2 separate regions of the Homo sapiens genome follow, and region 2 is linked to region 1. Evidence: read pairs that join two places in POLR2A ChIA-PET (ENCODE). Cell type or tissue: CD4-positive, alpha-beta T cell. All regions are shown on one strand. Each heading gives the region's core, and the rest is flanking DNA. Links, peaks and the distances in the headings are about the cores only. Region 1 overlaps IMMT (inner membrane mitochondrial protein). Region 2 overlaps KDM3A (lysine demethylase 3A).

What was found. Peaks named below come from ENCODE experiments on the same cell type or tissue, not always from the same donor. Only the 100,000 strongest peaks of a DNase experiment are listed, where the experiment ranks them.
Region 2: POLR2A ChIA-PET joins it to region 1 with 5 read pairs; 23 of 35 experiments call an interaction of 5 or more read pairs at or near these places.

Annotation. Positions count from the first base shown.
Region 1 is chr2:86,182,961-86,188,341 of GRCh38, forward strand. The region is part of intron 1 of IMMT (inner membrane mitochondrial protein); the gene reads right to left. Among named protein-coding and RNA genes, the nearest start is that of MIR4779, 7.5 kb to the right of the region's middle. In CD4-positive, alpha-beta T cell, for the core only: no CTCF peak of the experiment used is centred there; DNase peaks (open chromatin) are centred at 2,181 and 2,681; H3K4me3 peaks cover 1,424 bases; H3K27ac peaks cover 3,893 bases.
Region 2 is chr2:86,456,252-86,461,632 of GRCh38, forward strand. KDM3A (lysine demethylase 3A) reads left to right here. Exons shown (of 26, transcript NM_018433.6): 6 at 191-315; 7 at 554-626; 8 at 732-820. Among named protein-coding and RNA genes, the nearest start is that of KDM3A, 18 kb to the left of the region's middle. In CD4-positive, alpha-beta T cell, for the core only: no CTCF peak of the experiment used is centred there; no DNase peak of the experiment used is centred there.

The sequences.
Region 1 (5,381 bases), core at 296-5,295:
GAACCATTTTTAATAGAAAAGGGTGTTTTCCTTCTATTCTGTAAAGTAGTATGAAATTGTAAACAGAAATGCATCTATTTTTATATGTCAACAATTCCATTTTTGTGACTTAGGGAGAAAATATTAAGAGGCCACTGAAGTTGTATTATATTTAAGGTTGCATTTTTTATCTGTCTAGGTATAAATAGGTATTCAGGTAAAAAGTTAAGGCACTGTCAACAGTGGATAATTAGCTAACTGGAGTATCAAGCAGCAAGCACAATGGATAACTGACTCCAGGAAATCAGGGACAAATTTAATACTAGAGTTTCAGACTACCCAAAGTCACATCAGTTTTTCTTTAAATAATTTTTTTTGTTGTTTGTAGAGACCAGGTCTTGCTATGTTGACCAGGCTGGTCTCGAACTCCTGGTCTCAACCTATTCTCCTGCCACGGCCTCCCAAAGTGTTGGAATTACAGGCATGAACAACCACGCCCAGCATCAGTATTTTTAAATGTTTCTTTATCTACCTTCTATTTTCTTTTATCTTGACTCTCCATCCTCCCTTTGACAGAATGTGTTTTGACTATAAGTTAAAAGCTCCTAATACTAAATAAATTTAAAATCTGAGGTTTTAAATAATAATTTTAAAAGTTTAAATATGCATAGAGTAAAATCTTCCTCATACTTCTTTCCCCAGCCACCCCATGCTTGCCATAGGCAACTGACACTGTCAGTTTCTTATTTATCCAGAGACATTTTATGTATATTTATTCAAATGTGCATATTCTCCTGACTTTCCCCACCTTTACACAAATGATACCATAATATACACGCAATTCTCTATTAAAGTTCAAGGATATATATTTTAAATCACTGTATATCAGTACGTGAAAAGCTTCCCAAGGGATTTCATGATTTGGTATTCCATTGTTACTTAATGTTTAATTGTTAACCAGCCCCTATTGAGGGACACTGAGGTTTTTTCTAAATTTTTGTTAAAATAAATAATGCTACCTGAGTAACACTGTATACACAATTTTGGGTCTATTCTTAAAAGTAAAATTTGCCACGTTGATTAATACTGCCAAATTAGCCAAACTGCCCTCTAGTAATATGAAAGTATGTTTTCCCACATTTTCTCCAACACACTGTATTGTATCATTTTTTTTTCATCATTGACAATCTGAGGGGTGAAAATACAGAAATAGAGTGTTTCAAGCATATAAATAATTTTTTTTTTAAGAGACTGAGTCTTGCTCTGTTGCCAAGGTTGTGGAATGCAGTGGTATGATCATAGCTCACTGTAACCTCTAACTCCTGGGCTCAAGTGATCCTCCAGCCTCAGCCCCCTGAGTAGCTGGGACTACAGGCACATGCCCACCATACCCAGCTAATATTTTTGTTCTTGTTTTTTATAGAGCCAGGTCTGCTATGTTACCCAAGCTAGTTTTGAACTCATGGCCTCAAGCAATCCTCCTACCTTGGCCTCTCAAAGCACTGAGTAATTTTTATTTACATAATTTATATATTAATACGTTTGTTATTGTTAATATAATAATTATAATTACACTGCTATTTAATACCACTAAGTTTAGGGTGGTCTGTTACACAGCTACAGATAACCAAACATATGTTTATACCTAGAAGAGGGGTGCTACTGCAACAAAACATAAACACGAGGTCATGACTTTGGGACTGGTGTTGGGGGCGGCAGAAGCTGAAGAACCTTGAAGAGACTGTGAGCAGAAGCCTAATGGCCTTCCAGAGCCTGTTGGTGAGGGCTTAAAGAAAAGCAAAAAAAAAAAAAAATTTTGGAACCTGGAGGAAAAGATATTCTTGTTATGTAGTGACAGAAGTTTATCAAAACTGTCATCTGTAATGACAGACATGGAAAATAGAAAATTAAGTATAGCTGTAGCTACACCTAATGAACTGACGTACTTGGCTAAAGAGTTCCAAGTAGGCCAGGCGCGATGGCTTACGCCTGTAATCCCAGCACTTTGGGAGGCCGAAGCGGGCGGATCACAAGGTCAGGAGATTGAGACCATCCTGCTGAACATGGTGAAACCCCGTCTCTACTAAAAATACAGAAAATTAGCCGGGCGTGGCAGTGTGCGCCTGTAGTCCCAGCTACTCGGGAGGCTGAGGCAGCATGAACCCGGGAGGCAGAGCTTGCAGTGAGCCGAGATTGCGCCAGCCTGGGTGACAGAGCCAGACTCTGTCTTAAAAAAAAAAAAACAAAAGAGTTCCAAGTATAGTGTTCATCACAAGCGCTAACTGGTTTCTTTTAGCTGAGTATGATAAGGACAGAGATAAGCATTAAAAAACAAAACAAAAACCTGTTTTGCTTTCAAGCAAAATTTAAAGGAAATATAAAAGAGTCAGGATTTGGTGGGTTCAAAAATAAAACTGCTTATTGTTTTCAAATAGATTCTCAAATAGAGAAGGGCTTCAAGCCAAAGATCAAATCTAGTGTGTGACCAAAAGATACTTTGAGATCTCAAAAAGATCTAAGGAGGTGCCCCTCAGAGAGTCTTTTTACCTTGAGGAAAAGGCCCTCTAAGAATCATAAGGATGTGTTTCCCAGATTCTATTGAATCAATAAGGTTACTCAGAACATTAAAGGTGTTACCTACAGCAGCCTCACAGGAAGCCCAAAATGGAGAAGGGCTTATCTTGATAAGATGTGTATCATGCATCTAATGAAGAAAATCCCATTAAGATTCACAGGAAACCCACAAACTTGTTGAGAATTGTGTCAATAAAAAACATGCTGGCTTATATTTAAAGTGAAAAAGAGGACAAAATGAAAAGAAGCTTCTAGACAAACTTCTACAGACAGGAAGTAGGCTGTGAAACAATTCAGCTGTAACAGACAACATATTCTGGAAACGGAAGAATAATTCAAGTGTAAAACCAGGAGCCCAAAGGGTAGAACCAAGAGCTGAGGAGAATCATTCCCAAGCAGTAGGACTGAGCTCTCATCAAGGAATTAGAAACATAGGGCCAGCTGAATTTTACACTTGTTATGGAATGGTGACTGCTGTGTGCCTCTTAGTTTCTGCCTTTTTGAATAGGAGTGTCTAGAGTGATTATCCTGTGTCTGTCATACCACCATATGCTGAATGTATGGGGAGCAGATAATTTGTCTCTTTAGTTTACAGGGCTTTAGATCACCAAAAAAAGTGTTTAAGAAGCTATACCCTAGGGACCACATTCAAGATGTCTTATCCATAGTAGGATCTGATTCAGATGACAAGATCTTGTTCCTAATGCTGATGCTTTGATGGCATTAGACTCTGGAGAGTCTTGGAGAAGGTTGTGAGTGGGAGGGATGTGCATGTGGGAGGGATGTCAGTTGGGTCCAGAAGGCTGAGGATAATATCCAAAATTGACTGCAACAATACTTCCTATACCACATGCTGTTCCAGAAACGTGCCCCTCTCCCAACAATAATAAGTTTTATGTACACTTCCCTTAAACAAGGGCAGGCCTTTGTTACTAATTCACTAATAGAAGGCAGTGAAAGTGATGCTCTGTAACTCCTGAGACTAAGACATAAAAAGGATACAGCTTCTACCTAGCTCTGCCTCTTGTCACACTTGCCCTTGGAACCCAGCCACCAAAGTGTATGGAAGTCCAGACACTTAAAGATGCCACAGATGGGTGATCCAGCCAACAGTCCCTGCTGAGGTGTCAGCTGCAGCCAGTATTTACTGCCACACATGAGAGTAAAGAAGACTTGGGGATGACTGTAGACCTAGTAACTATCTGACTGCAACTTCATGAGGGTCTCTGAGCAAAAATTTTCCAGAACTGAGTAAGGCAATAAATACTGTTATTTTACCCCAAGCTCAAGGTGGCCTGTTATGCAGCTGTAACTCATAAGAACAGATCTTTTTAAATTCATGGATTTAAACACTTTTGATGGATTTCAACCATTTGTAATTACTGTCTTTTTGCTCAAATTTTCCTATCTTGGGCCAATGGAAGCCTCTGCAAGTTTAGGGTGTGTATGTGTGTATCTAGCTCTGGCTCTATACTTCCGGCCATCTGCAAATACCTGGTGGCAGGTATTTTTTTTTTCCTCTATGTGACAAAATCCCCTTAACATAAAATTCACCATTCTAACCATTTTAAAATGTACAATTCCACGGTATTTAGTACATCCACGATGTTGTACAACAACCATCACCACTATCTAATCTTAGAACATTTTCATCACCCTAAAAGGAAATCCTATATCCATTAAGCAGTCATCCCCCATTTTCCTCTCTCTCTGGCCCCTGGCAACCACCATGTACTTTCTGTTTCTATGAATCTGCCTGTTTGAGATATTTTGTATAAATGGAATCACACAATGTACATCTTTTTGTCCAGCTTCTTTCACTTAGTGTAATGTTTTCACGATTCATTCACATTGTAACATGTATCACATATGTAGCTTGTACTTCATTCCTTTTTATGGCTGAATCTAATATTTTATCACGTAAATATACCATATTTTGTTTAACCAGTCATCAGTTAATGGACATTTGGGTTGCCTCACCTTTTGGCTGTGAATTGTGAATAATGTTGCTATGAATATTCATCTAAAAGTTTTTGTTTGAACACCTGTTTTTTATTCTTTTGGCAGGGAACTTCAAGGTCATATGGTAATTCTATGTTTAAATTACTGAGACACAGCCAGGCTCAGTCGCTCACGCCTGTAATCCCAGCACTTTGGGAGGCTGAGGCAGGCAGATCACCTGAGGTTGGGAATTCGAGACCAGCCTGACCAACATGGAGAAGCCCCGCGTCTCCAGTAAAAATACAAAATTAGCTGGGCGTGGTGGCGCATGCCTGTAATCCCAGCTACTCGGGAGGCTGAAGCAGGAGAATCCCTTGAACCCAGGAGGTAGAGGTTGCGGTGAGCCGAGATCGCGCCACTGCACTCCAGCCTGGGCAACAAGAGTGAAACTCTGTCTCCAGAAAAAAAAAAAAAAGTTACTGAGACACCACTAAACTATTTTTTCACAGCAGCTGTACCATTTTACATTCCCACTAGCAATGTATGAGGGTTCCAATTTCTCTATACCCTCACCAACATTTGTTATTTTCCATTTTTGTTTTGAGATGGAGTTTTGCTCTTGTCGCCCAGGCTGGAGTGCAATGGCGCAATCTCAGCTCCCTGCAACCTTCGCCTCCCGGGTTCAAGTGATTCTCCTGCCTCAGCCTCCCAAGTAGCTGGGATTACAGGTGTGTACCACCATGCCCGGCTAATTTGTTATTTTCCATTTTTATTATAACCATCTTAGTGGTTGTGAACTGAGTATCTCACGGTTTTAATTTGCATTTCCCTAGTGTCAAAGGATGTTGAGCATCTTTCCATGTGCTTCTTAGCCATCTGTATATCTG
Region 2 (5,381 bases), core at 83-5,082, 270 kb after region 1:
CAAAATAAAAAGTTTAAATTTTCTCATAGCTTTTCTGAAATGTCAGTCATCTTATGTTTGTAGTGATTCTTTTAATGTTTACTTTTGCGTTTTTTTAAAAAAGACTTAGGAAAAGATTGTCCTGGATGATGTTGCTATTGGGAGATAATGCAAATTGCTCTAAGATTTTTTTTTTTTTTTTTTTTTTAAGGTGACAAAAACTTAGTTGGTTCAGAAGTAAAAATTTATAGCTTGGACCCATCTACTCAGTGGTTTTCAGCAACCGTTATAAATGGAAACCCAGCATCAAAAACTCTTCAAGTCAACTGTGAGGAGGTAAAGACAACAATAACTCTTTGTAAGATAACTCGACAAAGCATGATAACTATACAAAGCATTTATGATTTTCTAGGCACTAAATACCTTTATTATTTTATAGGGTAGAAATAATTACAGTTGTTTTAAAAAGAAATTATTCATAAGAAGCTCCTATTGTTATGTTAATGAACCTGATTTTCAGTATGTTCTTGAGCATTTTTTATTTTCCGGTATCTTTGTTTCATTTATTTTTAAGATTCCAGCACTGAAAATTGTTGATCCGTCACTGATTCATGTTGAAGTTGTACACGATAACCTTGTGACATGTGGTAAGATATGTTATTAAAATCTTTCTTCTCCTTCCTCCTTTCCTCCGTTCTTCTCACATTAAGAGAAACAGGGAAGCCAACTTAACCTATTTTTAAATATTTTAGGTAATTCTGCAAGAATTGGAGCTGTAAAACGCAAGTCTTCTGAGAATAATGGAACCCTGGTTTCCAAACAAGCAAAATCTTGCTCTGAGGTAACCTTTATTTATGTCACTTGTGTAAAGCTTTCCTTAACTCCAACATTGCATGGCTAGTTTTTATTTTTTATTATTTATTTAATTATTTTTATTTTTTTAGAGATAGGATCTCACTCTGTCACTCAGACTGGAGTGCAGTGGTGCAACCAGAGCTTACTGCAGCCTTGAACTCCTGCCTCCATAGTAGCTGGGACTGCAGGCATGTGTCATGCATGACACCTGGCTAATTTTTGTGTTTTTTGTAGAGACAGGGTCTTGGTATGTTGACCAGACTGGTCTTGAATTCCTGGGCTCAAGCGATCCTCCCGCCTCAGCTTCCCAAACTGCTGAGATTACAGTCATGAGTGAGCTACTGCCCCTGGCTGCGTGGCAAATTTTTTTAGTGTTATATTGCTGTCTGCTCTTCTTTGCTAGTTCCAGATCTTGGCCATAATTTCTACACTGAAGCAGATGGAGATAATATAAGTTTATGGTTCACTATTTTATGTAAAAAAGTTTCATTTTTTGGTATTTGCTGGAGATTCTCAATAGATTTGACAATTTCACCATGTGGAAGTGTTCTTAAAGGTAAATTGAGTTGTGTGTGTCAATGCCTGGCATGAAAAGAGGGAAGGAGCCTTAGAATTCTGAGTAGTTTGGGTGTTGAAATAGGACCTTCACCTTCTCAATAATAAGGAATTTAATTGGTCATTTATGATTGGGTAAACAAATGTATTTCAAGGAAAGTGATTGGTTTGCCATTACTAATTTCTGTCCAGAAAAGTATAGGCTTTTGTGAATGCTACTGTGGGTTCAGGTACCAGATTTAATTCTATTCTGAAATAGTTACCATTTGGACCGAGACTATTTCTCTTTTAGGTGAATTAAATCATTAGGACCTATTCCAATACAAATAACTTTCTGGCACCTTAGGAATCCAAATGCCTAAATGTCACATGGATAGTTTCCTGTGTTATAATTATCAAAAACTCCTTTATAATGCTCTGCCCCAGGCTGGAGTTTAAAATTTAAAAACTGACCAAGGCCAGGAGAAATGGCATGGGGAGTGGGCCAGGAAGCCAATGAATAAATCTGGGTTTCTTGATTAAGGGCAGACTGGACTACAGCATCGACTAGAACCAAAGCTAGCACTGTGCCACACAAACACTTGAGTCTGTGTAGCTAGGATGGTTAATTGGCTTTCTTGAATCTTTCCTGTATACAGGCAACAGGAACTTTGATACTTCACCAAAAGCTTTGTAAACCAGTGTCTGAAGCCTCTGTCCTCCTTTGAAGGGTATAGGCTTTGACCTCTTGAGGCTCAGGTTGTTTAGGAAAGAATGAAGAGTTAAGTATGGAAATTAGTCTTACTACCTTTCATTTTTGCCTTAAAGTTTACAAGGTAATTTCAAGTACATCCATCCAAGAAACCATAGTTACTGTATTAAGTACTCACTGTGTGGTGGATACTTGGTCCTGGAGATTGAAAGGTATCTGGAGTTCCTGTCTCAGATTCCATAGGATAGTGAGGGAGACAGACTTCCAGAGGGCTCCCACAAGTGCAGGGAGAGTGCTCTGGTCAGGAGCTCTGCAGGTGCCTCAAGAAGCAGCCTGGGCAGAGCCTCTCAGACAGGGAGGACGTGTCTTGTTTGGTGAAGGGCAAATGTTTCATTGTGGCAGGGGCACAGGAGGCATGGAAAAAGAGAAGCAGGGTCAGAGATAGGAAGTTTGGGTTTTATGCTGCAGATGAAGAGGGGGTGTCTGGGGTGTTCAGGGGTTTTAAGTTCAGGAGATTGACTTAAGCTCTGTAGATGATGGATGAGGGAAGGACATGAGAATAGAAATGAGGGCACTGATGAGGTTAGTTGTATTGCACATCATAAATAGGCTTGAGGTGAGGCGGTAGCTAAGGGGGTGGAGAGCTATTTAGGAGACAGCAGTAGTTGGATTTGGTGGAAGACTAGGTGTTAGGACTGAAGAAGCACAGGAATCTAGCTAATGAAGTAGGTAGAACAAATGGAATGTCTGCCTCAAAGAACATGACAGTTCTAGCTTAGGAAGCCCAAGTGACATGGTCAGGCAATTATTTATGATACTATATAGTCTCCCAGTATAGAAAGGGGCTGAGCTGCTGAGGAATAGGGGTCCCTGGTCTAGAAGGGAACAGATAGTAAGGCTCTGGGTAATTAATGTGGCCAGGACTACACAGAGGATGTCAAGCTCAGAGACAATATTGTCAAGTAATCCATAGTATTAGAAGCTGAGAGATAAACAGGATATAATAATAATTTCTTTATGTCAGGTTTTAACGTTAGAGAAATTGTTGGCAGTCTAGAGTTAGAAGTAGTAAATATCAGTTTGGAGAAGTTGGTTGTGTGTTGCCTGTCATGGGGAATGTGTCAGTGTAAATTGGGAGTATGATGAAGAGGAGAGCTGAGCTGTGAGACTTGCTGAGGAAGAAGGGTTGGGAATAGGAATGACGTATCCTGTTGGATGGTGGAGCGATCAATCTGGGGTGCAAGCAGAACTGAGGTCAGTGGGAACCTCCCTTGGGGGAAGGTGCCTTCAGAATGTTGAGTGTGTCAGCAATGAGAAAGGTGTTTGAGCAAGTAAATTTCTAACCTTCAAGGAGGTACTTGTAAAATGTGGGCATATAGACATATATGATATGATCCTGTCTCCTTGATTCAAATTCTTGCAAGGCCAGAAGCATTACTTTTTTATCTTTCTCAGCATGTTGCCCATACTATGTGTGCTATTGAGCTGATTGTTGGGCACATTAGAAGCTATTAAAAAAATAAGCCTGCACTTCAGCCTGGAGATAAGTTTCTTAACTTCTGCATCTAATATGATAAACTAAATTAAGTGTTTTAAAAATGTACATTGCAGCTCTTGAGCTCTATGCTAGTCACGTCATTCTAAAGGAAGTCGAAGGTGGATTTTTACCTGGGTTTCAGAAGTTCTTGAAAATATTTTTTTGATTGTGAAGCTCATCTCATTTGAAAATTTTTGGTTAACCTAGAAAAGTATAGTAAAGAATAGAATCATCACTTGTAATCATACTTCTCAGAGACTCTCTGTTTACATTTTGAAATACTTCAAATGTAATGTAAGGAAATACTTTCCTTCTGTCTCTTCTCCCCCTGTATTTATCACAGAGACCTGATTTTTTTTGTTAGTTTTTTAAAACTAAAAACCATACTCTTGTAGCCTCCTTGATTCCCTTGCAATGTATTATAACTATTATTCCATATCGGTAAATGTCTTTCGTTCTGGGTGATTCTTGTAGTCAGACAAGTTTTGGATACACTGGCCTGGCCTAGATTTCAGGAGGGCTGGAGAGATAAAGGGAGCAGTGGGGAAAGAAAGTTTTTGAAAATGTATGAGTGAAAGGTGAGTACAGTAATGCACTCAGCACGATTCTCACTGTGTTTGCACTTCCCAGATGTGTTGGACTGGCACTTTTAGGGTGGTCTTTAGAAGACAGGCATTTGGGACTAGTAGGCAAGACTCTTGACTGTCTTGATGAATACTTTTGGTTAAGATAAACCTGTTTGCCAGTGATACCTGGCTCCTTGAAGGTCTTCTCTGCCTAGCAGACTATTCCTCAGAGTTACGACGTTGCCTGGTTAGTTGGGAAAGAGTCTGCTGAGGAATGTGAGCCGGCAGTGTCCTTTTTAGAATTCTATCATACACTCAATTATATTATCTCCGTCTGCTGGCAGGGAGGAACTATTGCCATGACTGGTATAGAAGACCTTCAGGGAAAACTCTTCAGGTAAGAAGAAACTTTGACCCTTTGTTGAGTCAGAGGCCAGTGCGGAGGTGCACTCGTGAACATGGGTTTGGGAATTGGAGTCCTGTTCCTGTTGAGCTAAACCTTAGGAAAGTTGTAGAAGGAAATACTTGAGTTTCTTAAAGGAAAAGCACGCTAAGTTGTGCTAATTCTAACACACGGTGACAGAATTGAGAAAATTTTCGCAATGTTTTTCTGCTTTAAGACAGCTCATCTCTAAAATTGATTTCAGCGCCAGGCACTATGGTAAAAGCACAGCCCTGTAAAGTATACTTCATGGGAAGAAAGTGCTAGGAAGTGTTAGAGACTGAATTTCAAACCAAAGGCTAACACCAAAATCCAGTACTCTTCATCACTGTGCTGTTGCCACTGCTCTCCAAATCTTCTCCTTGGTGTGGTGAATCACCCTTGTAAAAATAGCAGATTTCTCCTTTCTTCCCTCCTTCCCTCTGTTCCTCCATCCCTCCTTCCAACAAGTATTTATTGCATATTTAGTGTATGCTAGACTGATCTACAGTGGTGATCATCACTTCCTGTCACTTCAGGTAACTCATAAGACTTATTGATTTATAGCTATTTAGAAATGTTACATGCTAACAGCATTCACTCCTTGGTATGTTCATTCCACCAGTCTTATTTATTGAGCATCCACTGTATGTTTGGTTTTATGAGGTTATAACAGTGGGCGCAACAGCAGGGCCTCTGCCCATAAACAGTGTGTGTCCCATTGTGAGGAGACTGACAGTGAATAAGTGAAAGGTACTTTCATGGTGTGATAAGGGC